Linked DNA regions of Homo sapiens: all the other regions are linked to region 2. Evidence: chromatin loops called from intact Hi-C (ENCODE). Cell type or tissue: PC-3. All regions are shown on one strand.

Evidence for each region. Peaks named below come from ENCODE experiments on the same cell type or tissue, not always from the same donor. Only the 100,000 strongest peaks of a DNase experiment are listed, where the experiment ranks them.
Region 1: a loop joins it to region 2, with 4 times the contacts of the local background. A loop is called at or near these places in 2 of 110 quality-filtered maps.
Region 3: a loop joins it to region 2, with 7 times the contacts of the local background. A loop is called at or near these places in 38 of 110 quality-filtered maps.
Region 4: a loop joins it to region 2, with 3 times the contacts of the local background. A loop is called at or near these places in 16 of 110 quality-filtered maps.

Annotation. Positions count from the first base shown.
Region 1 is chr6:129,860,181-129,868,180 of GRCh38, reverse strand. TMEM244 (transmembrane protein 244) reads left to right here and starts at 6,866. Exons shown (of 5, transcript NM_001010876.2): 1 at 6,866-7,025. The coding sequence starts at 6,993. The region is part of intron 2 of LOC105377999 (a long non-coding RNA gene); the gene reads right to left. RefSeq lists a silencer at 4,263-4,557. In PC-3, no CTCF peak of the experiment used is centred here; a DNase peak (open chromatin) is centred at 4,300; H3K4me3 peaks cover 1,092 bases; H3K27ac peaks cover 2,240 bases.
Region 2 is chr6:129,495,601-129,503,600 of GRCh38, reverse strand. It overlaps LAMA2 (laminin subunit alpha 2), which reads right to left. Exons shown (of 65, transcript NM_000426.4): 59 at 830-942; 60 at 321-510. LOC102723409 (a long non-coding RNA gene) reads left to right here. Exons shown (of 8, transcript XR_001743860.2): 7 at 810-996. Among named protein-coding and RNA genes, the nearest start is that of ARHGAP18, 210 kb to the left of the region's middle. RefSeq lists an enhancer at 693-1,892. In PC-3, CTCF peaks have their summits at 2,551 and 4,401 (motif pointing left); a DNase peak (open chromatin) is centred at 2,030; H3K4me3 peaks cover 1,397 bases; H3K27ac peaks cover 2,506 bases.
Region 3 is chr6:130,017,752-130,025,751 of GRCh38, reverse strand. It overlaps L3MBTL3 (L3MBTL histone methyl-lysine binding protein 3), which reads right to left and starts at 7,171. Exons shown (of 23, transcript NM_032438.4): 1 at 7,088-7,171; 2 at 3,447-3,525. RefSeq lists an enhancer at 4,832-4,891 and silencers at 5,252-5,321, 5,372-5,611, 6,562-6,691. In PC-3, CTCF peaks have their summits at 4,333 and 4,532 (motif pointing right); a DNase peak (open chromatin) is centred at 4,531; H3K4me3 peaks cover 3,312 bases.
Region 4 is chr6:129,667,720-129,675,719 of GRCh38, reverse strand. The region is part of intron 1 of ARHGAP18 (Rho GTPase activating protein 18); the gene reads left to right. Among named protein-coding and RNA genes, the nearest start is that of ARHGAP18, 38 kb to the left of the region's middle. RefSeq lists a silencer at 2,649-2,788. In PC-3, CTCF peaks have their summits at 3,584 and 3,788 (motif pointing left); a DNase peak (open chromatin) is centred at 2,689; H3K4me3 peaks cover 1,015 bases; H3K27ac peaks cover 2,343 bases.

The DNA of each region.
Region 1 (8,000 bases), 360 kb before region 2:
CCCCAACTTCATTTTAACTTCAAATCATTCTTGTAAGAAGTAAATTCCAATCAGGATACAGAGAATGTGAAATGGCTGGACATTTCTGCCAGCAGCTGCCTTGCCAGAACCAAGGCTGATACAATGAGCTTGAGCCTGCTAAACAAAGCCAGGTTTGCCCCTTAATCGCCTTCCGTGCTCTGGAGTCTCAGGCGAACTCCCCTCCACTGAGTCATCCTTTAAAAAGTTAAGTTCAGGGATCTGAACCTGCCCGTTTGTAAAAAGTGTAAGCTCAGACAGGTCTGAGCCCTTTGGGAACAATGTAGTATCACTTTGTAACCATTATTTCTGAAGGGTTGAGGGGAGCCTTTGTATAAATGGTATAGTCTGCATCTACCTCAATATTTCCAAACATCATTTTGGGGTCATCAAATCACATTACACAGGACTTTAGTTTTCATGCAAAAAAAAAAAAAAAAAAAGAAAAAGGCCAGAATACATCAAGATACTGAACACATTAACAAGTAAATAACAAATACATGTTTATGCATTGGCTTCTAGTTGAAGCAGTCTGGTTGGCATTTTCTCAAGGGAGTTATTTAAATTTTAAATGGAACAACATCTTATTTAGATTTCTACAAATATGCTAGGGCACAGAAGTAATTTATATGTACATGAAACTCTTCACTTAAGCACCTGGGTACTTGACAATAATTAAAATACTAAGTAGACTTATTAACTTTTCCTTTTAAATTTCCATCTTTTTGCATCTTTGCAGAGGGTGAGAAGAAATTTCTAGAGTAGATTGTCAAGTATCTAGTCTTTTTTCCCAGTATCACATAATGCCTGATTGCAATTCCCTCCTGGTTCTCTTTCTGTTGCATCCTTCAAAAGCGATGCTCTGATCTTCCCTTATACACTCATTGTCTATTTTCAGAATGCTTTTATTTCTTAAACTTTCAGTCCCTTTTACTCCCAACTGCCAGAGAATAAACATTCATTTCACTTCAATATGAGCATATAATTAAGGAAACAGTTGATGGAAGGTATCAAAATCATAGAAAGTGCTGTAAGTCAGAAATTTCCACAACAAAATTTCAACAATAGCCTGGGTATAGATAATTCTCATACTTATGTCATTGGCCCAGACTTCCAACCTCATCTTCAACCATCATGAGTTGTCTTAGAGGACATAATTTAAATAAGTGCTTCTCAAAATATGGTACTCAGAAGTGCAAACACTAGGTCCTCCCAAGACCTACTGAATTAGAAACTCTGGTTTGAGGCCCTTCTATCTGCGTTGTAACAACTCCTCCAGGTGATTCTGATGCCCACTGATGTATGAGCTGACCCTGAAAGTTAATGTGTTGAATCCCACAGTTCGCTTTTCATTTCCTGTTTTCATAACCTATTCTTATCAATAGCACTGTAATCCCCTTAATTTGTTGGCATTAAAATCCTGATGTTATTTTTGTTCTTCTTTGTTCCCCCTTCAGTTTCTCATCAAGAAGGCTGTTATTTCCAAGGTGTTCTTAAAAATCTAATTATGCTCAGTTATTCTAGGCCCCAAAATCAAACCTCAAGCCTTTTCAATATGCTAATATATATCCACTTTGTAGTTTCTTCTCCTATATTGCTGTTAAAATAATTTTTCACATCTGCTGATTTTGTCTTTCATGCTGCTGCTCAAGAACAGTGCTGTTTTATTTTGAACCAAAATACAATGCTCCTTTTGTCCTTTGAGGCCTTCACCAATCAACATTCCAATCCTGCATTAGTCTTATTTCTCATTCTCTAGCAAAGCAGATCTCATTGACTTGTTCTCACTTCCTTTGTACTTCGTATTTATCTTATCCAGATGCCCTCTCTCTCCTTCTTTCCACTCTATTTTCTCTTCCTATTGAAGATACAATTCATATTCTTTGAATTAGGGCTCTAACTTTATCTTTCGTATTTATTTTTACTCTGTGATGACTGTATTGAATTGCTCTAACTTGTATATTTCTTTCCCAATATTAATTCAAGTTGATACAATGTATATCTCCAGATATTTTCTATATCCTCTTAAAGATGATCCTTTACTCTGTACTACCTATGATAAGATGCAGCACATGGTCAACTGGCTTAAAAGTAGGTAAAATTAGATACCAAAACTCAAGTGTCCAGATTTGCAGTCATTGGTAACCCTGGTTTAGGTTTATGGGAGGGAGTATGGAAACTACTATCTAATAACAGTTTGGATATTCATAACTAGTCATCCATGCCAACTGTTTTATGATGTTGTGCCATTCATTACCATATAGGGCACTGCTCCTTATTGTGCCTTATCTTTCAAGACACAATTTACTATTCAACAAATATGAAGCAGTGAAATCAGTGTGTGCTCGTGTGTATACATGTATCTTTGCCTTAACATGGGCCTAAACCTAAAGGAAATTCCATAAAGGCTGTAAACAGAAAAAAAAAATTACCCCAATTTTGACCATTATTTTCATGGCTCCCTGAAATAAAATAGAGTCTGTTTGTTCTTAATATTTTTATGATTTCATGATATCCTATAGAATAATTCAATTTCAAAAAGGCAGTGAACAATAGATGTGGATAGAAGGGCCTAAAGGGAAGAAATGGGTTAGAGAGAATCAGTAAAACTAAAAATATAACACCATCAGACTTCCAAAGCAAAGCCAACTATAATGGAGCAGAAGGCATCAGGGGAAATCTCTTATTTCATTCTGGCACTGAGGGCAAAGAAATTTTACTTTTTAATTTCTTGTGGACAAATTGACTTTGTCAACACAGCGTCTTTATTTTTACCACATCATTTAAAATTGTATTTACAGTTTTAAATGAAAAACTTTAGACAAATTAAATTTAGGAGAGTTTATTTGAGGAAAGACTAATTCATGTATTGGGCAGCCCTCAGAACCAGGAGAGGTTCAGAGAGTTCCACCCAACACGGGGAGGCAGTATTAGATAGGAAAAGGAAATGACATACAGAAACAGCTTGATTGGCTACAGCTTAGTATTTGCCTGATATAGACACGCTCTAATTGGTTGGCAGTCTGTGATTGGCCAAAGCTCAGCTGCTGTGATTGGCCGAGGCTCAGCAACTTGTTATAAGAATATGCTCTTAAGTTAGGCTGCAGTTTTTTAATGTGCAGAGGCTGCTTTAGGCCAAATTTAATTTAATTTAGCAAGAGTTCTATTATCAATGCCAATCTGTAGATTCTTATAATTAAATCTGTGTTTGTCCACTACTCCTTTTGTGAATCCAAAAATCTAAAAATCTGTGGAAACTATTTTATTATTTATTATCCTTGGGTGACAGAATAGTACCAGACGTTAATGAATTTGGTGATGAAACCAAATTGACAAAATTATTTAGTTTTTATTCATCCCACTCATGGCAAATATTTATACATTTTGCTGCTCAAACAATGTTTGGATACAGAGGGAAGTTCTAGACTACTTGGACATGGGATATAATATACTATATGGATCCTATTATTTAAATAAAATTCAAAATTTTCTGAAATTAGAAGCCTATCTGGCCCTAACGATTTGCAATTAGTAATTGTGGATCTGAGCTCATTTTCTCCTTTGATTTTATCAAGGAGAAATTCTAAATTATGTGCTACAATCTTGGAAATATTTCTTTAGGACCTTGAAGTTTTTGTGCCTCTATCATGAAGGAAGTAGCTGAGTCCAATTTTAACAAACAAAGGAGAACTCTAGATACAAATTACACAAAGGGACTGAAAATAATTTAAAACATGATGAAATATCAAGGAGAACAATTCAGAACTAAAGAATGTGAAGAGTTTTATGTATTTTATTCTTTATCATAAGTATGTGCTGAATGAATACATGTACACACAATATATATATATACACACACATATACATATAAAATGTACACATGTAAATATTTCATCAGCCTAATGACAGACTTGGAAATCAGAATTGTAGTTGCTAAATGTGTATGTGTATGCCTCATGCCTTATTCTCGCAATAGATCACAGTAGCAGTTCAAAAAATAATGCTTAAATCCAGTGCGGTGTCTCTGATGAAAAAAAAAAAAGATGCTTATTATAGATGTAAATACCCATACACACATAATCTCTACTCATTAGACTATTGGTCATCAAATTTTTTTCCAATGTAATTATAGAAAATTAGTACTTTTCAGTATTTTATCCAATAGAGTGCTGGAGTATTAGTTCCCAATGTATGGTGCCAACTTCCTGAGAGGATAGTTTTTGGGTGGTTATTGTTTACCTGAGTAACTCAGAAGGCATCTGAGTTGTGCACAAAGCAGCCTGTGTTGGGAGTAGAGTGAGTCAGGCACAAATCCTCTGCTTTATGCTGTGCTATGACTCCCAGGAAGTTCCACTTGCCCCCCTTTTTTTTTGAGACGGATTCCCTCATTGTTGCCAGGGCTGGAGTGCAATGGCGCGATCTCGGCTCGCTGCAACCTCTGCCTTCTGGTTTAAACGATTCTCCTGCCTAAGCCTCCTGAGTAGCTGGGATTACAGGTGCCCGCCACCATGCCCAGCTAATTTTTTGTATTTTTAGTAAAGACGGGGTTTCACTATGTTGGCCAGGCTGGTCTCGAAATCCTGACCTTGTGATCCGTCTGCCTCTGACTCCCAAAGTGCGAGGATTACAGGCATGAGCCACCACACCTGGCCTCCGCCTGCCCTCTTTAAGGAGAAATTCTGGGTCATCACTGTTACAAATAGGGCAGGGCATGGGATTTGGACAATCAGCATTTACTGAGGGTCCACCGTGTGCTGAAATCTGAAGACAACACTGGGAGCTGTTACAATGTTACCAGCAGGCAGAAAAGTCTTTTTCTGCAAGAACTCACAATATAAGCAGAGAACAGGGCAACCACACATTAAAAGATTTATCTAAGGTATATTAATAAAAGAGCATTGACAGTGTTATTAATATGCATTATGAATGTCAAATTCAATAACATATTCAGATGAAAACTATCAAGGCCTGGACTTGCTGAAGGCACTCTTTTCACCTTTGCTTTTGGTATGCAGGTAGATATTGCAGAATGTGCTCTTTATAGCGGTTAACAAGATGCTGTAATGGAAAAAGGATTACAGGGCACAGCTAAGTTCCCATCTAAAGTTGGTGCCACAGCAAAGCAATCAATCAACAAAGTGAAGACACCAACCCGCAGAATGGGAAAAAAAATACTCAAACACTACCCATCTGACAAGGGGCTAACAACCAGAATATATAAGGAGCTCAAACAACTGTAGAGGAAAAAATCTAATAATATGATTTAAAAATGATCAAAATATCTGAATAGACATTTCTCAGAACAAGACATACAAATGGCAAACTGGTATGTGAGAAGTGCTCAACATCATCGATCATCAGAGAAAGGCAAATCAAAACTACAAAGAGATATGACTTCACCCCAGTTAAAATGGCTTTTATCCCAAAACAGGCAATAACAAATGCTGGTGAGGATGTGAAGAAAAGGACACCCTCATACACTGCTGGTGGGAATGTAAATTAGTACAGCCACTATGGAGAACAGTTTGGAGGTTCCTCAAAAGAGAAAAATAGGACTGCCATATGATCCAGCAATCCCACTGCTGAGCATATACCCCAAAGAATGGAAATCAGTCTATCGGAGAGGTATCTGCATGCCCATGTATATTGCAGCATGTTTCACAATATCCAAGATTAAGAAACAACCTAAATGTCCATCAACAGACAAGTGGATAAAGAAATGTGGTACAGGTACAGAATAGAATTCAGCCAAAGGAAAGAATGAAATCCTGTCATTTGCAACAATATGGATGGAACTGGAGGTCCTTATGTTAAGTGAAATAAACCAGGCACAGAAAGACAAACTTCATATGTTCCTACTTATTTGTGGGAACTAAAAATGGAAACAATTGAACTCATTGAGATGGAAAGTAAAAGAATGGTTACCAGAAGCTGGGAAGGGTAGTGGGAGAAAAGGGGGAGTGTGGGGATGGTTAATGCATACAAAAAAGAGAGAGAATGTATAAGATCTAGTATTTGATAGCACAACAGAGTGACTATAGTCAATAATAATTTAATTGTACATTTAAAAATAACTAAAAGGGTATAATTGGATTGCTTGTAACACAAAGAATAAATGCTTGAGGTGATGGAAATCCCACTTACCTTGATGTGATCATTACATATTAGATGCCTATATCAAAATATATCATGTACCCCATAAACTCTATGGGGTATATTACTATATTACTATGTAATCACAGCAATTAAAAATTAAAATAAAAATAATAATAGAGTTGGTGCCAGTAAAAAGATGGGAGAATGAATTGTAAATGAAGGATTGGTTCTGGAGCCTCAGGACGCAGAGAGACAGAGCTCCAATACTGCCTCCTGGCAGTTCTTGAAAACATTCTACCCACAATATTGTGGCCATTATTTTAGAGTATGGGAACCCTTTTGTTTCCTAACAAAAAGTCATAAGTTTTACATTTCTTTGCCATGATGTGAAAGGAACTGATGATTTCTTTCTCAGAACTCTGTGGCCCTTGTGAGTGAAACAGAGAGGACAGGCCACGCTTCAACATGAATGCAGCAGCATCCTTTGGAAACAATCTCAAGACCTAACTGAAAACCCATGTTTCTAATTTAAGTATGAGACAGTAATTACTCATACAGCCAGAGAGGATTCCAAGTCCCTGCCTATTTGCCGCACTATCTAAAAACAATCAACTCATCTTTCAAATCTGACCAAACTACAAATGGTATGAGAACTCCATCGTTTAATAAGGATGTTCATTTTGGCACTTAGCAGCTTACGCGTGGCTCACAGATGGCATCTGTCTCGTTTTGCGTAATCCAATCATCCTGCACTACTGCGTCTCACACTTAGTCTCCAGGAGTAATTGAAAAGCTCACGGTGACAATTGTGTCTTCTTCCAGATGTCATCGCTATAAGGAGTGGGGCTTTCATCACCTCCTTGACGTAGGATGTGTACATGGCTCTCCAGGTCAGAGTTGCTCCAAGCAAGGTAAAGAGAAATTACTTCTTTGCATTGCCTTTCAGTTGCTGCCTAGCACTGGTGTAAATGAATATGTTCTATAAATGGCCTCTCTGTCAGTGGGCAACTTGTTTCACTTTTGGCTGGGTACCATACAGAAAACATTCTGCTGCACGGCTTGCATCTTGTGGTAATAGGGCAATATAAAGGCACCCATGCCCAAGAAAGGATTCTAAAACATGTAAATAGTCGCTGTTTAGAAGGCACCATTTTATTCGGAGGTAAGCTCTCTGGTATTAGCACCTGCACGTCTGCTATCGTTTTCTGAAATCATGACAGTTTGTTCTCAATCTTTTTTTCTTTTTTTTTTTTGCAGGGAGTGGCTTTTATTTTTGTAACTTCTAAAGGGTGCGCAAAATTTTAAATGCAAAGTGTTGAAACATTTCAAGCTGTAGGTTTGTTAGTTTCTTTTTCCCCCGAGGCTAGTGTTAATAGTTGTGTTTTACTTCAGTGCAAAAATACCCCTTTAAAAAAAAATCAAACAATCGAAAACAAGGAAATATGCAAAGCCTCAAAGCAGCTGTGTAAATTCATACAGGCTTTAGGCCTATAATGAGCCAGACTTAAGGGAATGATAGTGGAAAATCAGATTTTTACTTAAAAATTAAATTACAATTATGAGTGAGTGCTACATTCATTTTAGTAAAATATCAGCACCGTGTGTATTTCCTCAAGCTTTTTCTTTACACTACCATCATCACCACATATGTCATCAGTGAGAAATGTTGAGCATGACAACAGCTAAGAAAAATTTTCAAGGTCAGTAAAACATTATTTCAGGAAAAATATTTTTAAAAAGCTTATTTTTAAGGGGTTATTAAACTTCGTAATTTATGTATAGATTTGGGATTGAACTAGCAATAATAACTTCTGCTGAAGAGATAAAAATTAGAAGATAAAATCCTTTCTCTTAAGTAGCTTACACAAAGAATGGGGGCTCTATAT
Region 2 (8,000 bases):
CACTCTGTTCTACGTTTCTCACTTAGAGCAGTGGAAATGTCTTCAGCCACCTGGCCTCAGTTTATGGGTAGATGTTTGAAAACCACAGCCATATAGCAGTGATGGAACCATGATGAGGCATGCCAGTGGTCAAATGCAAACCTACACAGGTCTGAGCACATTTTCCAAGATTGTGGTAGTTGTATATGGCACTTATTTTATTTTTAGCTTCTGCCAGAGTCAGTGTCTGCCCTGGCAAAATATACTGGCACCAGGAGAATGCTGATGGCTGCCACTCAGTAATTCCCTTAGGGTACTGCCAATATCCAGGGGACTATTACCTTGTGCCACTGGCCATCATTGATTTTGGTGGGGATCATGGTGTGGGTGTCCCCACTCCCCAAGTCATAGCTGAAGTAGGGCAATCCATTTCTCAGCTGAACTGTTGCAAAATCAGCATGATTGATGCGAGCCATGTAAAAAAGCAAGCCGGATTCAGCTTCGGTTCTTACTTCCAACTCAATTGTGAGACTGTGAAACAAAAGCATGCAAAGTCAAACAGAAAAATAACAGCATTCTCATGCTAAAATAGAGCGGTATCAGATCGTGGCTGCATTTTCATAAAGGAGAGTAAAACCTTCTCAGAGATGAGGACTTTATCAGGCTACTGATTTCCTAAATTGGGCTCCTCAGGCTCAGACAAATAAAATTCTATTCTCTATTGTACTCAGTGAATAAAAGAAAAGCTAACTTCATTAATTAATAAGTGTAGTAGATTCAACTTGATTAAACACAAATACTCAGTTCTTCATTTATCGGTTCTTTCCCAGTGTCTCAGGATGATACATACCGGTTTTTAACTTTGGTGTCATCAAATGCAATTGCAATGTGACTGTTTCTTGAAAGCCCGAACTGCTTGCTCCCTATCAAAAGAGCTGGTTCTGATTCTGCAGCACAAGGACCCTGTAAAATACCCAGGAGAGAAAAACAGGAGATTATGGACTGTTCTTTAAAAAGGTAATGATGCTGTCTAATTGTTTCTTACATATTAGCGTAATTCTTTAAGAATAAAAACTACATTATTCATCTCTGTAGTCTACTGCATAGTAAGTACTTATTATTGAGTGCTCAGTGCGTGTGAATCAGTTTTCTCATATCACACCCTGGAATGGCTAAAGGAATGTGCTCAGACATATTTATTGATTAACTCATAGTTTCATTATCCTCTAAAAATTTATGTATATTTCTGAGAAAACTGGAATTTCCCTTTCATTTTTCCTTCACATATGAAGAGCTCTATTCTTAGAAGATCGAACAGGGAAAATGACAAGCTAGCCACTTGGGTTATAAGAGTAGCAAAATGTGTTTTTTCTTGCCCTCCCCATTTCCATCTCCCACTATATTACTTTTTCTTGAAAATTATCAGTCCACTAGAAGGTTTCCATGAATGTAGACTTTCAAGATGGTGTATCTAAACCTGCACGTCAGCCCATTCAGGCCCTTGCCAGTTGCTAGGCAACCCAGCACATTTTAAAAATGTAACCCACCATACACCATTTCAACTGCCACTGTTCAAAGATCAGCTTCCTAGGGTGCTGAGGGGGAGAGCTAGGTGCGGGGCTGTGCAGTCACATGGTTTAATGCTCTGCTGTCACCATCTTGAAATTCTTAATAATTTTTCAGTGAGGGGCCCTGCATTTTCCATTTTGCACTGGGCCTTGCAAAGCATACAGCAGTCCTGGCTGAGTAGATCACATTTGGCTACCATAACACACAGCTCCATAAATAATCAAGGCTCCTTAAATTACCAAAGCCACAATTCCTTTCCCTGTTCTCTATTTTCACAAGATAGGTCGATATACAGGCTGCTTATGACATCTCTTAGAACATGCAGTACATGAGAAAATAACCTGCACACTCTCACCAACACATCTGTTTTTAAGATCTGCACTTAATAGCTCTGGCTGGGCCGCTGCCCCAGTGAGTGCTGACTCAGCAGAGGTTCTCAAGCAGCCCAAGGCAGGCTTTTGATGCACAGTGTTCTTCCCAAAGAGTGTACCTCAGAGATGACTCATCAGCACACAGGAAATTTTTACTTGATGAGGAAAAGCCTTGTTCTCTTTTCTCTTGATCTTAGTCAAACGAAGCACTCTGCCACAGCAGGTAAAAGGCTTAAAGTGTTTTGAAATGCCGTAAAATTGGTCTTCATGGAAGTATTTCCCTTCTTGCTTCCCAGGAGATGGTCAGTTATAAAGAGCAGACTGTGGCCGAAATTCACACAGCTATGCAAAACCCCGTGGGTAGGACAGGAAAATGCTATTCATTCGCACAGCTGAATGGCCTCTTTTAGAGGCAGCATGTGGCACCTTTCTTATTACGCTGCCTGCAAAAAGAGCCCGAATGGAAAGGCCTCTGTAGCTTAAGATCTCAGTCATGAATACTTCTATTAATAGAATTGGGATCTTTTATCAGCCTCTCACGATATTTCCCGGACAGAGGACCGTCTCGATAAACACACGCAGCTTGCAGTCTTCCTCAGAAATCACTAAGATAATCCTATCTGCTGTGAGTCCACTGGGGGCAGAATTTCACTGAAACATCTTTACACCCTCAGCTCTGAAAATTGAGGGATTAAGAAAGGTGGATGGATGCTGAGGAATTAGGAAACAATTACATGTAGCTTAAAAGAGAACCACCAGTGGGTTATGTCCATATTATTGCGGTTACAGTCACTCGTCTAATTACTATATGTAAATGTCAATATAACTTCTCTATTAAAATTTAAAAAATTTTCAAGGTGGCAGTTGTACACTCCCGGTAGCAGCTGTATGTTATGGGGAACTTTTGGATTGCTGGTAGACTGGACAGGTGTATCCAAAACTGGTCCTGAGCTAAGCAGCAGTTTTTTGGTTTGTTTTTATTTTGTTGTTGTTTCGTTGTATACTATGAGATTTTCTAGATGGACAAGGCACTGGTCAAGCCATTTTAGAAAAAAACCTTTGACCAGAAAAGGACAGGGACTTTGTCAAAGTTCTTTTAAGAATCATTACAGGTTACATCCACTTGAAATTTAGGAAGAAGAACACCTCCTGGATTAGATCCTCCGTTTCTGCAACGGGCAGCCCTCAAGAAGCAGGCAGAAGCAGTGCTTAATAAAACGGTATTCTCAGATGAGCCAATGTTATGGAAAAGAGTTGTACCAAACTGATCACTCTAACATGTAACCTCAAAGTTTAAAGCCATTATGGTGTATAGTCCTTTGTTTTTAAGGACATCCAAGGTGATGTTTACTATCAATCATTGATTTGCAACAGGATGGATACTGTTTTAATAAAACTTCTATCACCTTCCTTTATTAAACTGGCAGTTGGAAAAGGACTGAGAAGTGCTGGTGTAAGAGGGTTTTTAAAAATATGTACCTTAGGATTTAAATGGGACAAAAATTCCCCACCCTCTAATTTGGTAGTGTTTTGTACAAATCTCGACCTCCCCCTTGCTTGGTTAAAGGGTGTCTTCCTTGCATCACTTTTCCTTGGGTAAACTGAAACCAAGTCTGATGGGTGTAAGGGATGGGCGTGGTGGCTCATGTTTTTAATCCCAGCATTTGGAAAGCCGAGGCAGGAAGATCGCTTGAGGCTAGTAGTTTGAGACCAGCCTGGGCAACAAAGTGAGGACCCCTGCCCCCCTCTGTCTCTCCAAAAGAACAACAACAACAAAAAAATTAAAAAAATAAAAAATTAGCTGGGCATGTTGTTGCATGCTGAAAGCCCCAGCTACTCGGGAGGCCAAGGCAGGAGAATCACTTGAGCCTAGGAGTTCAAGGTTAGAGTGAGCTATGATTGCATCACTGCACTCCAACCTGGACAGTAGAGCAAGAACCTGTCTCAAAAAGAAAAAAAACATGATGTGTTCAGGGCAGCACCAGTTTATTGCTTTGCCCGGTGTTGCTTCCTCTTCTCTTCCTTCTGCCTCATGTCCCACAGTGGGTGGAGCTGCTCATCCAGCTGCTCAAGCTTCTTTTTTCCTTCTAGCATTTTAAAGGGGGAACAAGTGAGATGGAATAGAAACTGCCCTGTGCTTTGCTCAGAAATAAAATGATCTTGTCACTAAGGATGATGTTTTCAACTCTGCTTGCCACTGAAATCTAAGCTAAGAAAAAAGGGTAAGAGAAAAGATCTAATGAGGTAATTTTAAGGAACTTTTAAAGAATGGTCATTGCAAGATGAATCATCCTTTTCTAAGCTAGTGTATACTTGAAGGCGTCCTCATCTCTATGGATGTGATGCTTTACCTGTGTTGTTTTGGACGCACTAATCTCTCAAATGTGTTAAAACAACAATAATAATAAAAAAAAAAATTCACAGTCTCAGTAGAGGCTCATCAATCTCAACGTGTTACAATTCTGCCACCTTGTGGGGACTTTTTAAAGTACTAGAAATAGATAATGGGGAAAATGGGATATGAAAGGAGGACAGATACGCTTGTTTTTCATTTGCCTTTGCTTGGCAGGTTACAAGTTGTAGGCAGACAGGACTTGGGTGGGGAGTCTCGCGTGGTGGTGCACCTGTTGATTAGAGCAGTGATGTGGTTGGGAATAATTATGGAGGAAGCCATGCTCCCAAAGCCTTGTTTAGGGAAGTAGATAGTGCACCAAATTGGTAACGGGGCCAAAACGTTTTCACCCCCACACTGTCACTCATTTAACTTCAGGTCAGAATAAAGCAATGGTCTTTTCTAACTAACTGCAGATTGGTGGCTGACATTTGGAAATGAGTTCTTAGATTCAGGAGTGCGTATGATTCGTTGATAAGCATCTCTTGAATTTCCTGGGTCCTGAGCAGAGATTTATATTACATTTATCAAAACTGGCATCTTTGTTCTTGAAAGCACCAAACAATGAATCATCATAGAAATTGCATAATTTTCTTCTTTCATGAGTCAATAATTAATTTCTCTAATAAATGTGGGCTAAAATCACATCTGGTGCTTATTTGTCATGATTTTCTTTATGGATGAATAAGTGGAAGATACTTTTTATAGCACTGACTTTAATCTTCTTCTAAAATATAAAAGCCCTACTCAAGATGTTTATTGAGAAACTGAATTATTGTTAACACTGCACTTAAGCTCTTTTGGTGGGTCTTGGGCATTTACAGTAATATTTATACATTAATGTCTAAACAAGGATTCCTTGATAAGTGGAAAATGTATGTTTTCTCTTTAAATACATATCAGTATCCAATCAGTTTATCCTTTGGCCTTGACTGTACTTAGGTCTTAAAGGTGTAGCACTAAAGCTGCTAGGGAAATCGCTTTCCTTTCCTCTATTCTTTCCTTCTGTGCTCACTTCTTTTCCCCAAATCCCAAAGAGAGCTCATCAGTACAGGAATTCTCCATGGCTACTTGTATTGTTTTTCTTAGTTTTCACATTTTAAACTGTGAGGTTTACGGCTGAACTCTTCAATAAAATTCAAGTAAAAGAATGCAGCCAGCTCATTATCTACAAATCCACACAGGCTATCCTTGTTAAAAAGACTTGGTCTAAACAGTGCACATACTTGCAGAGAACTTGTCACGTTTCCACATGTCAACAAATTTCTGTAATACTTGAAGTTCAGCCTCTTATCTACCTCTACCTCCTGCCATCCTCCATGAAAAATATCCACAAATAGAACATGTAGAAATGTTTTCTCTAGCTCTCGATGGGCTAAAGAATAAGAGAGAAGTATAAAGAGAAGACAAGCTACCATAATATCAAATGAGATAATATGCATGAAATGCTCTTTAATCTAGCGTGTTCAACATGAATTAATCATAAGATTGACATAATCCATTTCACAAGGCAGGGCTTTCTCAAGACACCCTTACATTGCCCTGTAGTATAGTGAATGTTGTCCTCATGCTGTAAGTTGCTGGCAGGATTGGGTGTGATGGGTGTAAAGAAGAAAAAGAAGGGCACTGAGAATAGATCTTTTCTGTCAACTGTGCTAGCACAAATATGGAGCTCATAAATAGGCAGTTCTCACTTCAGGAGTTAACTTTTAAGTCTTAGTTCTTAAATAACAACTCTTAAAAAGCTAAATTCTGGGCCAGGCGTGGTGGCTTATGCCTGTAATCTCAACACTTTGGCAGGCTGAGGCAGGTGGATCACTTCCCAAGAGTTCGAGACCAGCCTGGCCAACATGGTGAAATCCCATCTCTATTAAAAATACAAAAATTAGCCGGGCATGGTGGAATGCACCTGCAGTCCCAGCTACTCAGGAGGCTGAGGCATGAGGATCGCCTGAGCCTGGGAGGTTAAGGCTGCAGTAAGCCATGATTGCGCCACTGCACACCAGCCTGGGTGACAGAGCAAGAAAAAAAAAATAAAGAATCTAAATTCTGATACAAAAATGGAAAATGGTGAGAAGTGAAAATTATAGAGGACTTATTTAATAACCACATCATTACAATGTATATATCATCATTACATATCAAACCAATAAAAGGGTTTGGAATTGCTTAAAAATTGAATACTCACCACATCCCTTTTTTTCCAGCACCTGCCACCCACCCTAAAAATGTGAAAAGTTAAACTAACTAGAATAATTAAGTTAAAGAAACACAGAAGTTAAAGTTAAACTAACAAAAGAATAAATAGAGAGATGGAATGTTACTTTGAGCCAAGCATGGTGCTAGGTGCTTTGCATAAAATGTATAACTTATTCCCTCATAATAGTAATCCTAGAAGGAAGATATTATTATCCTTATTTGTCCATTAATTATTTTACATTTAGAAGGGACAAGTAACCTGCCAGAATTCATGGAATAAAAGTGGGAGGGCTATGGCAGAAAAAGCAACTCTCCCTCTTTTTCTCTGACTAGCAATGATAATATCGTATTCATCTTTGCACTTAGTAGGTGCTTAATAAATATTTGTTACAAAATAAACTGTAAAACTTTTAACTTTTAGTAACCTTTAAAAAGAAGACACCCTTTTCCCCCTACACACACAAAAAGAACATAAGAAAGGAAACAAATTAAAACAGAAGATATGTGTGGCTTCATGATCTGATTTCTAAAATATAATACAATTAATAGAGATGGAAAGTTCTAAAAAATCTAATTCTGACCACACAGTCATAACTAATTATAATGTGCAAAAGAAGGGGAAATAGGCCGGGCGCAGTGTCTCATGCCTGTAATCCCAGCACTTTGGGAGGCTGAGGTGGGCAGACCACCTGAAGTTGGCAGTTCGAGACCAGCCTGACCAACATGGAGAAATCCCGTCTCTACTAAAAATACAAAATTAGCCAAGAGTGGTGGTGCATGCCCGTAATCCCAGCTACTCGGGAGGCTGAAGCAGGAGAATTGCTTGAACCCAGGAGGTGGAGGTTGCAGTGAGACGAGATTGTGACATTACACTCCAGCCTGGGTAGCAAGAGTGAAACTCCATCTCAAAAAACAGACAAACAAACAAACAAACAAAAAGAAGGTGAAATAGCAGTTGGAATTTAGATATCTGGGTTTTAGTGCCAACTATCGCTCATGTGTGTAACCCCCTGGGCCATGCTGTAAGTTTGAGGGCTTTCTTTCCTCATGTGCAAGTTAAGAGTTGGAATCTTTAGGGTGTCTTCTAGCTCTAATGTTCTGTGATTCTTTCTAAACCAACCAATTTGGCATGCTACTCAACTTTTTGCTTCTGTCTCATCTACTAAGTGGAATGCTCTGTTTTCGGAAAAGTTAAAACATACACTGCTGAGAGGAAATGGAAATCGAAATTAGAACAGAAGGTTATAAAAAAAAAAAAGAACCTTAAATGAGTAAAAATCTCCATTCCCAGATGGGCAAGTATCTTTATTTTGAGAAAAAAGGAAAAAGTGTGATCTCTAAATACCACAGAAAAATGTGCTTGAGAGGCCCTATAAAATGCAGTTTGTGTAAGTACTTAGAAAAGTAAGGTGATCCATGGAGGCTGGCAGGGTTATCCCTAAAAATCCAAACCAGCACAGGCTGAGAGACCTGCCTGGAGGATGTTCTAG
Region 3 (8,000 bases), 520 kb before region 2:
AGAAAGAATAATAATGCAGAAGGCATTTTACTGTTACATATAATATACATATCATTCTTATAATCACCATCCAACTAATCAATTCCAAGTCTACTCAGAAAGAAACTACAGTTTATGAGGAAAGTTCCCTCATCCAAGATCACCCAACTTAACTTTACTCAAGTTCCTCTCAAAGATCCTTGTTCATTCCTCCAAACTATCTTGTCTCCCAAATGGGAATTTTCTAAAGGTCTTTCCCAATTTTACTTCATAAATCAAGCTTAGTTATATATCAAGGATACCCTTTCTTGGTGCTTCTTTTCATCCACCCACTGCATAGCTGCCACAGTCAATACAAATCCGTTCATCATTTCCCACTATTGACTTACATCCACAACCACCAATGAAATAATTTAATACAGTAAAGAGATAATCTGAGAATATTCCTGTTAGATAATGAAGCCCTTTAGAAAATATATCTTCCATGGATCCGCTGAACTTCAAGATGTCACATATAAATGTGCACCCATATGAACATATAAATAGTTCTCTCTAAAGACACTATCTTTACCTATACTATAAGCATTCCCAAATCCTTGTGAGGAACAAATCCCTCAATAGTGGCAAGTGGTAACAGTGGAAGATAGTGTAGATCTTCACCAGAAAGTTACCTTGTGAACACACTGGTCAAAGAAAGAATCGCCTCAATCCATCTTGCTAGACTCTTGCTAGACATTCCTTGACTGTGGGTGAAGGGCTTCTTACTCATTTCTGAAGGCGAAGCACTAAAAAAGGAATGCATTATATTGTGCCATGTGTATTGGATGATATGCCATGGTCCTGCATCAGTTAGCCCAGAAATCCATGTTTCCTGGTTCAACAGCTCCAAAGAGTGCTAGAGCCCTCATCCTTTCCTAATGGTACCATGTGCAACTGTTATACTATTATTAGAAGAGCTCATTATGTCTAGTCCCAGAGTAAGGATCTCTAGAACTCCTCAAGAGCAAGGATCTCGTCTTTTAAGTGTTCAACACCATAAGAGCTCAGAAAAAAACTGGTTAAGTAACTAGTAGAAACAATACCGCAGGGATCACTCAAGTTATCCATCCTTGGGATGCCAACGGTACATCCCACCCACCACATAAAGTAAGTTCTCTCATAAATTCCCCATCCTAACTGCACTACTATAAACAGCATTGGCTGAAATATGGAATTCTTAAAAATAAACTACCAACCCAGTCAAAATTCTTTAAGAATCAACTCTCAATTACTCAGGGACTAATTAAACAGGACATATACTTCTTTTTTCCACTCCTATTGGGTTTTTGGATTCTTAGAACATTGATTGGATAATCTCCAAAGAGTGGAGATGAAGTAAAACTAAAACCTGTCAGGGTTTATTTTGTCAGGTTCAGTAGCATCAAATCAAAAATAATAATAGATAGTACTTACAATTTTTTTAATCTAGATTTTACATAGTTGGCTATAATTAGATTGCAGCCAAAGAGGTCTAGAAAACAAGGAGGAAAAGCCCTACTTGGACATTTCCTAAATTCAGTCATTCGGAGGACTCATGTTCTGGCCCCTATAGTTAGTTTAAATCATTACTACTCCAGTTACCTATTTTCTCATCCTCATCTCCCAGCAGACTCATGCAACTAAAATATTAATTACAGTACATTAATTCCCCTCACACCAACCCTTCTACTTTCATCACCCTACCATTTTCACAATTAGGCATCATTTTAAAGTATTTCTTTCATTTACTCCTTCTACTTATTAAATGACTAGTTTGGGATAAATAAATTTCCGGTTTTGTATTCCGCACCATGTTAGAGCATGGTCTCTTCCCTCAAAGAGCCAATAGTATACAAGGGAAACTACTTTTTTCTCAAGACAAGATATACTCCTAGAAATATTCCGAGAAGTCCATACAATACACACATCAGAAACCAATCTAAAAGTTTTAGCCAAGTGTTAAATCACTATATTCTGACTTAGACAATCTACCTCCAGCCCTTCATAAAGCTGGACGAAGGTAAAATGATATGACCACTATACATCTGAATAACTCTTTATGGTTCTCAAAATCTGATTTTATTTGATTCTTTTAACAAAAGATGCAAGGCAAGTATTGCTGTTCCCGCTCTGTAGATGAGGAAATGGAGGCTGAAGGAGGTAGAGTGACATATACAAGGTGATATATCTAGTTATTACATTTAGTCTTCTGATTCCTATTCTAGCATTCTATCCACAGACACAGTGACTCCGCAGACAAAGAAAAATAAGCAGTGTCTTCAACTCAGCACATTTAAACATGAAATTCACCATCTTAGGAAACTGATTTTACTCTTCTTGAACCCTAGTTGTCTGCAGGACCTTCCTATAGCTGTTCTTGCCCCATTGTCTCTGCTGCATATCCACATGGACCAGATCTACTTATTTTGCTAATTATACAATTCAAAATGATCCACAAGCAGCAAATGACAATAAACTCCTGTTAATCATTTTTATATCAATAATTAGTCATTTTGATTTCTAGATTACACCTGGCCCAATGAAGGTTGTTAGTTCTGCTCTAAAAAGGTAGGCTAATTTTGGTTTTCTTTTGTTTTTGCCAAACAAGATTTAGCGACCCCTTTATTACTCAAGACAGAGAGGGCAGGAAAACAGGCAGAAAAGGAGAGGGGAAGATTAAAGGAAGAAAAAAAAAGGTATAAACAGTAGAAAGCACTGGAGTAGCAAAAATGTACTGAAATGTTCTACCTTCAGAGATGGCTGTCCCCTCTGCCTGAGAATGACCTTTGCCCTAAAAGAAGGACCTGGAGTATTGGAAAGAAGCCAACACCCTCCAAAATTACTAAAGAGATCTTAGTAGACAACAGCTGTATTCCCTGTGGAAGTATGTTCAAAAGTTGACAAGTCTAAGCTAACACACTGAAACTCACTCATAACCCTGCAACATGGCACTTGGCACAAGTCAGCCCATCTTGGATTTAAGCCATAGAAGTTATGTGACAAATACCCCCAAAGCACCCAATGTAAATTTCATTCACAAAATTTTACCACTGGCCCCCCAAGACATTTAGAGTTCCAGAATCTTCCATATCACTGTATAACAATGTAACACTTATATTAATTTACAATCATTTTATTCCAGTTTTTCCACTTTTTCAACTCCAAAGAATAAAACATTTACTTTCAGTAGAAAACAGGTGCTAAAATGCTAATTAAGAATCTAGTAAGTAAGGCAATACAAAGATTATCCAGGACAATCTCCTAACTTCCTAATGTTTCATCCAAACTACAATTACATTTAGTGTCAATACATTCATGCATTCAAAGCAGCCCCACAAAATGATGTTTTTCTGCCAACCCAGTCTCATACTCTCCTTCCTGATCTCCAAATGCAGCTTTTTAACATTTGCAGGTATGTCAAGCAATTTATTTCAACAAGTGGGTCTTACCTTTCGGCGGTGATGAAACACAGAACTCTCTGGCGATCTTCACAATTGCTGTCCACTCTCAAGATTTCTCCTAAGGGTTCTAGCATTGGTTTAAAGAGAGGGAAGGTAAAATCAAAACACTGTCATCAAAAAGAAACCTTCAAATCCACCATCCCCAGTTAAGAAGCTTACATTCTGAATCACTTAGGCATAATTTTACACCATGCCACTCGGTAAATTAAAATAAAATAAGCTGGTTCTAGATGAGTTGAAATGGATTTTAATCATTCGTATCATTCCCATGTCCTAAATTCACCCAATAACGTCTCTCCTGTTGTATATGACAGGCAGGTGAAAGTTACAAGGATCATTTGAGTCAACTTTAATTTCCCTCACTGCTTTTATCTTTAAAATTAAAGATATTTTACAGAAAACACACTGGAAAAAGAATAGATATTACATAAAATTTTTGCCCATGTATTTAAGGACTTTAAATCACAAATTATACAAGTATTCAGAAATAATTTCGTACTCAGTGAAACAAAATTACAGTCTTAGAACCAAAAGGGACTACTTACTCGGACTATACATAACTATACAGCTAAGAAACTATATAAAATTGCCTTACACTTATCAGACAGTAAAATGAACAGCTCATATAAAAGACAAATCTCAACTAAAGGTCTTTTCCATTTCTTCAAAGTTTTAAACACATTTCAACTTAGCAGTTTTCTTAACATTCAAAATAAAGTCATCAGCTGAGACTCGTTAATTAAAAATTGATCAGAGGTACAGACACCGATAAATGCAAAAGCAAACAATTGTTTCCAATTCAGGGAGCGATCAATCTCAAATCTCTGAATAAAAGCAAAGTGTCTTTCCCATATAACTCATGTCGGATGGAAGTTACAGGGTCTGAGTCCTCAGAATTCATTGCTTCGATTTACTAAACTTTCAATTTCTGATCAGCATCCTTTCACACAACATCTGGCTGCTCGCTCAGGTCCTCTAATTACTTCCACGTCTGAACGGACTACGTAGCTACGAGTAAAGGCCAAACTTTGCTCTCGGCCTTCCGAACTTAAAAGACGCGTTCAACCACTAGAGGTCTCCCCTTGGCCAGTTTTGCACGTTCGCTATTTTGCTGCACTTGAAACTTTCCGGAGAAATGCTCTCTACTCGAGTCAGTGTTTTTCTAAAAACTTGCGCAAAAATCCACGCGACCGAGATAGCCAGCATAGAGCCTCTCGGACTCCCTAAACCAATAAAGACATCACAAACAACGCTCTAGGAAAACCAAAAGGAGAACTGGACGCACTCGCCCCGGCCGCGCCCCCCCACCCCAAATTCTTATTTCTCATCTCAGTTTCCCCTAACCTAACAATTAAAAATCTATTTTTGTTTCTGTGCACTCTGAATGATCTCGAATGCATTTTTCTGGCGGTGGCCCCGAGGTGGAGAAGCGGGCCAAGGGATGCGAGGCGTTGGGGGTGGGGGCGGTGAGGGGGAGGGCCGTGCTCACAGCGCCCGAGGAAGTTGCCTAAGGAAAGGGACTCCGTTTTTCGGGTCCCCTCAAAAAATCGGCGGGGAGGGGGAGGAAAAGGAAGCGGGGTGGTGGCAGCAGGGGGACTCAGAAGGGAAACCGAAGCAACGTTTACCTCCGTCTCCCGTGGAAGGGTGGGGTAGAGCCGCGGTCCCCGCGCCCTGGAAAGCGGCTAGTTACCCCCACCTCCCTCTGAGCGCGACGGACAGACCGACGCCCCCAGCCCTCCGCGGGGACCCGGGAGGAACACGCCCGCTTTTAAACTTTCTCTCACGGTCGCGCTGCGGGCTGTGCTTTGACCGGGACTGGGGGAGGGGGGAATCGCAGGGCCTTTTTTTCTTTAAAGGTAATTAAAGTTTTACCACCAGTCCAAAAGTTGCGCCCTCCCCCCGCCCGTGCCACCGTGCCCTCCTCCCCTTCCAGGGCTCTCAAGTTTTTCTCCCCGCCCGGCGGCCCCCACACTCCACCAGCTCGCGGGGCGCGCGGCGGATGCCTCGGCTCCTGCGCTTCCCGATCCCCACCCCCGCCGGCCTCTACTTCCCCCCGCCCCGCCGCCGCGGCGCGAGGACGGCCCGCGGGGCCCAGGACGCGAGTGTGCAAAGCCCATTATTCCGGAACCGCACACACACGCGGCGCGAGGCGGGCGGTGGCCCCGGCGCCGGCCCCGGCCCCGACCCCTCTTTTCCTCCCCAGAATAAGGCAGGCGTAAACAAGTTGCAGGAAAAGCAGCCCCGCGCCGCCCCCACCCTCCCCCCACAAGCCCGCCGCCCCGGCGCGGCCGCCGCCGCCGCGACCGCCGCCGCCGCCTCCCGACACACGCCCGCGCCCGCGCCCGCACCCGGGCCGGCGCGGCGCGGCACGGCGCGGGGCGAACGCCGCGACGGCGCGGGCTCCCGGCCCGGCCCGCGGCCCGCGCCCTCTCCCGCGCGGACGGCCGCCGCGGGCCCGCGCCGCCTCGCTTCCCAAAGCACTTTCCTGCCTCGGGCAGAAATAAACCGGAGGGTTTATTTTTGTGCAACTTTCCCAAAATGGCGGAAATTGGAGCTGATCTATATGAAATTCTCACACACTCGGTTGGGAAGAGGGAGGCGGCGAGGAAGCCACGCAAACTCTCGGCCGCCGAGCCCCGCCGCGGGTCCGTGTGTGTGCGTGCGTGTGAGTGTGCGTGTGCGCGGTGGGAGTCGGGCAGGCCTTTCCGCCGCGCACACACACAGCACACGCCGGGGAGACGCGCCTGCACATTCAACCAGTCCATTCTCCGCAGCCCGAAAGGGGAGAAAGTGGCCCGGCCTCTTTTCCCACTGCCTCGGTCTCCCGTACTTGTACTTCTCGCGCTCGCCCGCCCGCTCGCTCGCTCTCCGGTGCGCGCCCGGCACAAAGGCCACACGGGCGGAGGGGGCCGCAGGGGCGGCGCGCGGGGCTCGCGCCTCCCGCCGCACCGATCCGCGGCCCCGGCCGCCCCCGCGCCCCCCGCCGGCGCCCCCCGCCTCGGCGGCCGCGCTCGCCGCCTGGGCTGCGGCTCCGCGGCGCCCACCCGGACACGCACCCCGGTGGAGCCCGGCGCCGCCGCGCTCCCCCACCCCGCGCCCGGTGTCACGAAAGCGACCAAAGTGACAAGCTCGGGGGGCGCGGGGGAGGGGGCCACACGCATCCCGCCGCCTGCGCGCCAGCCTGAGCCCAACGCGGCCGCCTCGCCCCGGCTCCCTTCCGCACGGCCCCCCACACCCTTCCCCGTGTGCGCGCAAAGAAAAAAATACAAGTCTCTCCTCCCCCCATTTTTTCCTTTCTCTTTTCTCTCTCTTTTGTTCCTCTTTCACACTCGCACTCACTACTTCAGAGTGAGATGCCCAGAGACTCCCCCTCCAGCCGTTTCCGAGTCACTTGCCCACTTTTTTCCCCGGGATTAAGTTTTCTCCTCTTTCCCAGAGGCGCAGAGAAGTGGGGGAGAAACCCCTTCTGTCCCTCCCCTCCCCTGATCTGTTTCACAAGACGAGGGTGCGCTTCCTTCCCTCTATAGGGCTCTTAACTTTCATCCTCACCCAGAAAAATAAATGAATGGCTTTTGCACGGACAAATCTTCAGATTAATTAGAGATTAGATCCGATCAACCGCTTCTTACCCCCAAATTTTCTCTTTTTTTTTTCTCCGTCTCACGAGTAGTCCTGACAAATGGTCCAGGGCTGCGGGCGCAATGCGCATGTGCGCGTAGAGTCAGGGCTGGGGAGAGGGGAAACTGCGCTGGTGCCGGTGCCGCCGCCGCCGCCGCCGCTGCCGGGGAGGCTCGCTCTGGCTTCCCTGTTACTGCTGCTGCGCCTTCGCCGCTGGAAAGCAGCAATAAAGCCGGGTGGCAAATGCAGCTGCCCGCAGATCCTGTTTCAGGTGCATCTTTTCAATAGCCCGGTCACCGCCTCAGAGCTGGTTCAAGAACAGTCCAAACAAATAGGAAACACTGCTAAGGTTCCAGATTTCTTTGTCTATTTTTCACTTTACTTTTTTTAAAGGCAATTCTCAGAGCAGCGAATCCACCATGTGCTGTGAAATGTATGCATTCAGCCATTAAAGAGTGGGCCTTAGTCTTGCACAAACACTGCCCAAAGGCTAAATACATGCTACAGGTCATGAAAAGTAACAAAGTTGTAAGCTTTGGGAGAGTACAATCTCCCTCTCTTTGATGGCTGGAACAATGCATAATAAAGAAAGTGTGCATATAAAACTTGTGCCTTCTTTCCGCTTCCTAAGTGCGGATCTTTATTGACAGCTCCAACATGTTAGGCCTCTGTCGAGTAATAGGCTGAGATTCCTACAGTAACTTAGAACACTGTGAAAGTCCCTTGGCAATAAGCAGGTCCAGGACTACCCTCTTAAGGTATTCAGTCAAGATGGCTGAGCGGTCCTAAATGGCAAAACCTGTCTTTGTTAAAGCGTCAAAACTAGATCAAGAGAGTATTACATTTCAGTATTGACAGCTTTCGGCGCATTGACTGCGGGCCGCCGTTTGGACAGCTTCACTGGTCTTTTCCACTTAATAGGAG
Region 4 (8,000 bases), 170 kb before region 2:
ATTCCCTCTGAGATACTCTCTCATAATGTCTTAGGGCTGGGAACCCAGCTGTTTCCTTGCTCTTAGGTCCATTTATACTAAGCAGGGAAAAGGCAGGTGGCTGTGCTGCAAGAGATGTTCCAGAGAGAAGTATCCATCTTTTTTAGATGTCTGTGGTAAATGCTTTTGTGGGCTTTCCAGATGACATTGCCAGATAATGGAATGTGAAGGCTCCTCCAACACCCGCCCACACCTTGCAGATGTGAAAAATGGGTGTTAGGGTTATGTAGCTCATCAGTGTGAGATTGAACTAACGTCCACCTATTGCCACTCAACCTCTTTTTTTTTTTTTTTTTTGAGATGGAGTCTCGCTCTGTTGCCCAGGCTGGAGTGCAGTGGCGCGGTCTCGGTTCACTGCAAGCTCTGCCTCCCGGGTTCCCGCCATTCTCCTGCCTCAGCCTCCCGCCACTCAACCTCTTAATTAGAGACTCCCAGGTGAGGGGGTTAGCCACCTGAGTGAACTGAAGGTGGATTGCCTGGGGTCTAAGTCCAGATCTCCCACTTACAATGTGACATTGGCCACGTTATTTCACCACTTGTCCTTCTGTTTCTCAACTGACACATTGGAATGGCAAGATTGTAAGGAGTAAACGCAAAAATACCTGTGCAGATGTTTAAGAGTCGCTGGCAGATGGTAAGAGCTCAGTAAGTGTAAGCTGCTGGTATCATTTCATTATTATTGTGTTCCCTCATGGCTGTTTTGCTCTTTAGCAATTTTGTCAAAATTTTTAAAATGAAGAATGGAGGCGACACCTTATAAAAATGAAATTTGTGAAATAATCATAGATTCAGTTGGCCACACTTAATATGTGATAGCGAACTGATGTCACAAACATCAGGGATTTATAATTTAACTCTTGGGGAGGGCCTCTGCTGAGGGGCTAACTAAACATAAACAGTCCTCACTTGGTATCCATGGGGGATTGATTCCAGGAACCCCTGAGGACACCAAAATTCACAGATGCTCAAGTTCCCAATATAAAATGGTGTAGTATAACATATGCACATCCTCCTGTATAGTTTAGATCATCTCTAGATTATTTATAATACCTAATACACTACCCATACATCACTTTACTTGCATAGATTCAACATAATACTCAGTGCACAGCACATTTAAGTTTTGCTCTTTGGAACTTTGTGGGATATTTATTTTTCCTGAATATTTTTGATCCATGGTTGGCTGAATCCACAGATGTGGAACTCATGGACGTGGAGAGCTGACTGTTTATATAAGCTGTTTAATCAGTCGTGTCACAGAAAAATAATTCAGTACATTTTTTGTAGTGTCCTAGAACCATAGAATTTTAAAGTTTAAACGGATACCATGTTCATATTCTCCCTTGGTTTTCAAGGAAGGAAGGAGGCCAGAAAGATTAAGTGACATTCAAGATTTCACAATTAATGATGGAACCAGGCAGGCAGCCTATGGTGTCTTTTTTAAAGTTGTGGACATGTATTACAAATCTTCCTGTGTGCCTCCTTCCTTGCTAACATCTTACACTTGTTTCTTCAATACCAGGTGGTTATAATAATGAGAATTTTAATGAATACTTTTCATGTAGATAAAAATTGTTAATTGAAATTTTAAGACAGTTTATAAAATACTATAATAAAATATATTTCCTTAGTGATGGGGAGAGGTAGAGTTGGGAAGAAGCTTAAAACAAATCAGTTTCTATCTTTTTCAAAGAGGAGGAGTGTGTGTATGTGTGTGTGTATGTATTACTCTGTGGGCCTAGAGATTAAGGCAGTGAAATTTGAGCCAGTACTTTTGAAACTTTCTCTATTTTGTCACTCAGTTTAGAAGATTTGAGATAATATATCTACTTCCTTTTCTGCATTGCAGTTGTATTTAAAATATATTATAAAATAACCTAAAAGAATAGAAATATCAGATTTTCAAAGTTGGTGAAATGAGTTGTTATTTTGGATTTTTGACTGTGGTCTTTTCTGCAGATACCATTAAAAAGAGTTAACTGATGTACATTAATTTAAGAAGCAAATGGTAAAAATAAGTGCATGAAAAGAATAGAAATAATTGAATCTGATCATTCTGATCATTCAAGGCATTTACCATATAAATAGTTGAGATCTGAGAAGTTTCATTGAGACAGATAAGAGCTTAAAAATGTATGAATCATTGTTGACTAATAGTTAAGGCATGCAGGCACACTTAGAAATGTGATTTCCTTTACTCTATCCTTCCTATAAAGAGAAAAAACACTTTTAAAATAAACCTGGTTTGAAACCAAAATGCTGTACAACTTAACCTTCATTTGGGACATTGATTTGGCTACTCTATTTAAGACTTTTTTTTTTTTTTTGGCATGACTATTTTGTCCTGGGAAGCAAGCTGCAGATGGCTTTTGACTTGGGGAAAAAAAAATGAGAAAGAAATTAACAAGGGAAATAGGAACTGGATATTTGTATTAATTTCCATGTAGTATGAAAATACGTAGCAAACAAAAATATTTCCATTTTTAAGCACTAGATGAAGGACATTGTGAAGCATAATAGACTTATCTTTCTAAAATTTATGCAGAAGCATATTTTTAAAGAAAAACAATTCTGATCTTTTGAAAGGTCTGTAAATGCTATGAAATGAGTCATTGGTGTATTCAAAAGAAACTGGGCAGGAAGTGGAGAGACCCATGTTTCAGCTTTCTCTGCAGACAACTGGTTATATCACTGGAGACTGCTTGCTCCCTTCTCTGAGTTCCAGTTTCTCCATCTGTAAAATAAAATGACTTGACTAGGTAATCTGTAGATTTCTTTCTTCTCTGAAAGTCTGTCGTTGTTAATAAGTTGAGAATTCAGAGATTAATATGTGCTAAGGTCTTGAAAGCTTTACTGAGGATATTAACAAGAACCAGATTTTGAAGGAAATATGTTTTTTGAGAAAGAGGGCATTCTTCTTAGCCATAGAGCATGAACAAAGACATTATTGGAAGGAGCATCCTCATTATTTATTGCCTAATTATTATAAAAGCAAAGTTGTTTCCTATAGGTTGATTGAATTAGGCATTAGCTCAGCATACTGGGGACAGCCATTGGAAAAAAATGTTTAAACAACTAGAACTACACTGAATAGAATCGTACTGTGTTTGGTGAGTAGGAAGTATTGCAAGCCTGTGTAGATATGGAACTTAATATACGTCACACTTCTGTGTAGTAAGGACTAAGGAAAAAGCCAACAGTGGGTGTCAACCAAGACCCATGTTACACATAATGGGTAATGTTGAGGGAGCAATGCTGAATGAGTTCTCTTGGGTGCTGAGTTGGGAGTGGGAAGGAAGGAACTGACATAAAGGGATGGAACTGGAAGGTCCCAGAGACAGTGAGGAGGCTGTGCTAAGTTAGAGATCTTTGTGATCTGAGTTAAGGCCAAGGTTGTGGCCACATTAGTGAGACTTGATGTACCGTGGAGAGTAAGGTTGGCACACACAATTCAGAAGAACCTGGGATGGGTGGGGTCAGAGGGACACAGACGGTTAAATTTGAATGGCGATGATTGCAGAGGACATAGATGAAAAATCTGAGCCAGGAGTAGAAGAAAGGGGAGAGGAAGCGTGTGTGTGTGCGCGTGTACGTGTGGGTGGTGATATGAGACTGGTTTCTGGAACCCACTTTGTCATGGTTTGTGACCTGTTCCTGCTGTGAGTGTTGTAATCACTTAACCTCTCCGAACTTCTGTGTTCTCAGAGGCAAAATGGGGTGAACTAGATCAGTACTTCTCAGTAGTGCCCTCTAAAGGGTATTTTGAGAATTTGTGGGGGTGTTTTATGTTGTCCCATCATTTGCAGGGCAGGTTCCAGCTGTGTTAGACATTCTACAATTTCAGGACAGACTTGCCAAACAAAGAATTGTCTGGTGTCTAGAATGACCTATTTGGCATTCCTGAGAAGATGTCATGTACAAGTCAGTCTCACCTCTGCTTAATCTAACTCAAGTTTTTTATTTTTTATTTTTAGAGACAGAGTCTTACTCTGTTTACCCAGGCTGGAGTGCAGGTAAACGATCATAGCTCACTGTAGCCTCTAGCTCCTGGGCTCAAGCAATCCTCCCACCTCAGCCTCCCGAGTAGCTATTAATAGAACTATAGGCTCACATCACTGCACCTGGGTAATTTTTAATTTTTTTTTATAGAGATGAGGTCTTGCTTTGTTGCCCAGGCTGATCTTGAACCCCCAGGCTCAAGCAGTCTTCCCACTTTAGCCTCCCAAAGCACTGAGGTTATAGGCATAAGCCACTGCGCCTGGCCCTAATTCACATCTTCATTTGTGAAGATGAACACACGTGTCCCTTTATCCTTTTAATTTTTGTATTTCTCATGCAGAATGTTTTCTGATCTTATTTTTTTCCAAATGTGAACTCATTCTATAGGTAAATATAATAAACAGTTGACCACTTCATTTTATGTCTGTTAGTGTCCAGGCACATATTGAGAAACCTATTTTAAATTATTTTCCTTTATTTCTCCTTAATATTATCATAAAGGGCATATGCATACACACAGGATTATGTATAGATAAATTACTTGAACTTTACTTCAGAATCATAAAGGTGAAGATTATAAAATAGGTATTAGGTTAAAGACAAGTGTGTTAAGGTTGACAGCCACTGAACTAGAGGGTGTCCATGGCTTCTAACTCCTGACATCTCTAAGATACTGTAACTGCAAATGTTATGATTTGAAGAGGTAGGTTTTCTATCTTGGGAAGGGCTTAGTACTGGGAAGTGTTAAAAACTGACATCAGATTGGGAATTGGGTAAAAGTCAGCTACTTCTTGGGACTCCAGGAAGGCCTGAGGAAGTAGAGATCTGTGTGGAGGGGAGGAACCTGAGGGGGTCTTGACGGGGAGCTGGGTTCCTGCTGATGCCAGCAGGTGAGAATAGGGGAGCAGAGCATTGTGATTTGGCAGCTCCTAGAGGAGGGGAGTAGGCTGAGAAAGTCTTGGTGGGGGGAGGCAGTAAAAAAAAAAAAAAAAAGAGTTACGACTTCACATACTTTTGGTGAATCTGAATGAGTCTCCTTTTGATGCGAAGTAGGTGGTATAAGAGACTTTTCAAATAATTTAACTGTCCACCAACGTAGCCTTCTCTTCAGGCAGTTTGTTTTGCTTTTAAATTATGAGAGGGTACCACCCTCCATCCTCGGTGTGAATATTCTCTACCAGAATGCAGGAAAAACGTTACCTGTGATATGTGATCTTCCTTTTCATTTTAATGGGCACATTGTTGCCACTCAGTTCTGAAATAGAGAATTTCTCCATCTTCCACTTCGTTAACTTTGCACAATATATTGAAGAATATTTAAAATACTAAAACTCCAGGTGACTGTAGACACCTACCATATAAGAAAGTGGGAATGTCAAAATAATGAGATATCCATGAAGTGATAATGTAAGCTCTCTTAGGTTTATTTCCTTTTTTAAAAAAGTTGAATTTAGACCAGAGAAAGCTTGAACCTGATAACCAAATTAGCACACACTGTAGTCACAAATAAAATTCTGAGGAGGTGTTTTGGAGTTGAATTTAAGGGGAATTTTAATAAAAACTGTCTTTATTTCAGTCCAGCAAAGTAGCTTTATGCAAGCATAAGTGCCTGAGGAGAAAAATTATACAAAGTATAAGAGATAAATAGATACAAAGTTGATGTAATTTCTACTTGCAATGTGTAACAGGGATTATAGTGTGCCAAAATTATGGTGTCATAGTGAATATATTTAGCATAACTTTTATAATATTTGTTCACTCTAGAAAATTAAGGCAATACTGAAAAGTACAAATAAAACAATAAATTGCCTATAAAACCATTGCTTGAATATAGCTTCATTAACATTTTGATCTATATTATTTTAGTTATTTTTCCTGAATTTATTTATTTTTTTTTTTGAGACGTTTCACTCTTGTTCCCCAGGCTGGAGTGCAGTGGCATGATCTCGGCTCACTGCAAACTTCGCCTCCTGGGTTCAAGCGATTCTCCTGCCTCAGCCTCCCAAGTATCTGGGATTACAAGCATGTGCCACCATGCCCAGCTAATTTTGTATTTTTAATAGAGACGGGGTTTCTCCGTGTTGGTCAGGCTGGTCTTGAACTCCCGACCTCAGGTGATCAGCCCGCCTTGTCCTCCCAAAGTGCTGGGATTACAGGCATGAGCCACCGCGCCTGGCCTATTTTTCCTGACTTTAAAAAGTGCATGTTAGGGCCGGGCGCGGTGGCTCACGCCTGTAATCCCAGCACTTTGGGAAGCCGAGGTGGGCGGATTACAAGATCAGGAGATCGAGACCATCCTGGCTAACATGGTGAAACCCCGTCTCTACTAAAAATACAAAAAAATTAGCCTGGCATGGTGGCGGGCGCCTGTAGTCCCAGCTACTCGGGAGGCTGAGGCAGGAGAATGGCGTGAACCCGGGAGGCGGAGCTTGCAGTGAGCCGTGACCTCGCCATTGCACTCCAGCCTGGGCGAGAGAGCGAGACTCCGTCTCAAGAAAAAAAAAAAAAAGTGCGTGTTAGATGCCAAGCACAGCAGTTGGAGTACGGAGACCACAGAGGAGAGTAGTGCCTGGCTCTGTTTTCACTGAGCACACAGCCTGTCCTACAGACACCGCGTAATTGTTTTATTTCTCTGGAGTTGAGGCAGTCCTATTTGGCCCTTTATGTGAATATTTCTAGTCCTCTTAACAGCCATGCAAGATGATAGGTATTGTTCTTTCATTTTACAAATAAGGAAACAAGTGTTCAAAGAGGTTAGATATTATACCCAGAGTTCTGTGTCCAGTCAGCAGCAAGGTTGTTGGACTTCAAAACCTGCAATTCTCCCTGCAGCCTCAGACTATCACTAAAGGGGTCTCATCATAATTGTGGAGTCATTCAGTGAGTGTTGGAGAAGAGCAGTGCACAACATGGTAGACGTTTAGAGATCGAGTGGAGGACGTTCACTGCAGTGTGGGCGTTAGGGAAGTGTGGAGGGTGTCAGACAGAAGGGGACGGTACAGGCAAGGCTTCTGGGGTAGGAAAAGTGCCTGGTGGGCTCCGGCAGCTGGTACTGTTTGGCCATAGTGGGGGACTTGAAGGGAGAAGTGGGAGAGGAACCCGACGAGGAATGGAGAAAAGCTGGGCAGAGCTCATAGAGTCTTGAACATCAGGCTGAAGAATCGGGACCAGATGGACCAGGCTGCCCTGGGACTGACTTATGGTTTAGAAAGATTTAAAAGAGATTTTGGAGATGTTGAAATGTACTGAGTCCATAGACTGTTTTTAATGGTGTGTGTGTCTGTGTGTGTGTGTGTGTGTGTGTGTGTGTGTGTGTGTGATTATTTGGGTAAATTGATGGTTTGGGGACTAGGGGTTGAGGATGCTGTATTTATATTGCACATGTGCTCCATGCACTGATACCCTTCTTCAATGAAAAAGGTCATCTGAAATAAATATGGCCAGAAATAGTGGGTTTATATCATGTCCTGGCTTGGGAAACATTATCTCTAGAGAAGAACTATTTGAATGAGGGAAATTAATATAAACAAGACCAGATAAGCTTGTTACACGATAATTCCAAATGGATGGCAGGTAGCTGACTAGGGAACTTTACATATCTATGGTATCTTGAAGTTGCAGATTTACTTGCATATCCAAGGGGCATTTGACATACAGAGGGAGAAAGAGTTGGAAACTATTGTCAGCCTCTTTCCTCACTTCCATTTTACTTCCTTTTGATAGATGTGCATGTCTTTCCTTTCCTTTGATGAAAAAGATACCACTGATGCTTTCTTCCCTTGCTTTTCCATTGTTTCATTGTTTCATAACCCTCCTCTCCCTTCTTGATTTTCAATTCTTTTGTGCATGCATATTTCTAAATGCTCAGTAACCTTCCTCCTCTTGGCCAAGAGCCCAGGCAGATATTATCAGACTCCTGTCCTTGGCCAAGAGCCTGCTGGGAACCAGTGAATTTCTTGTCA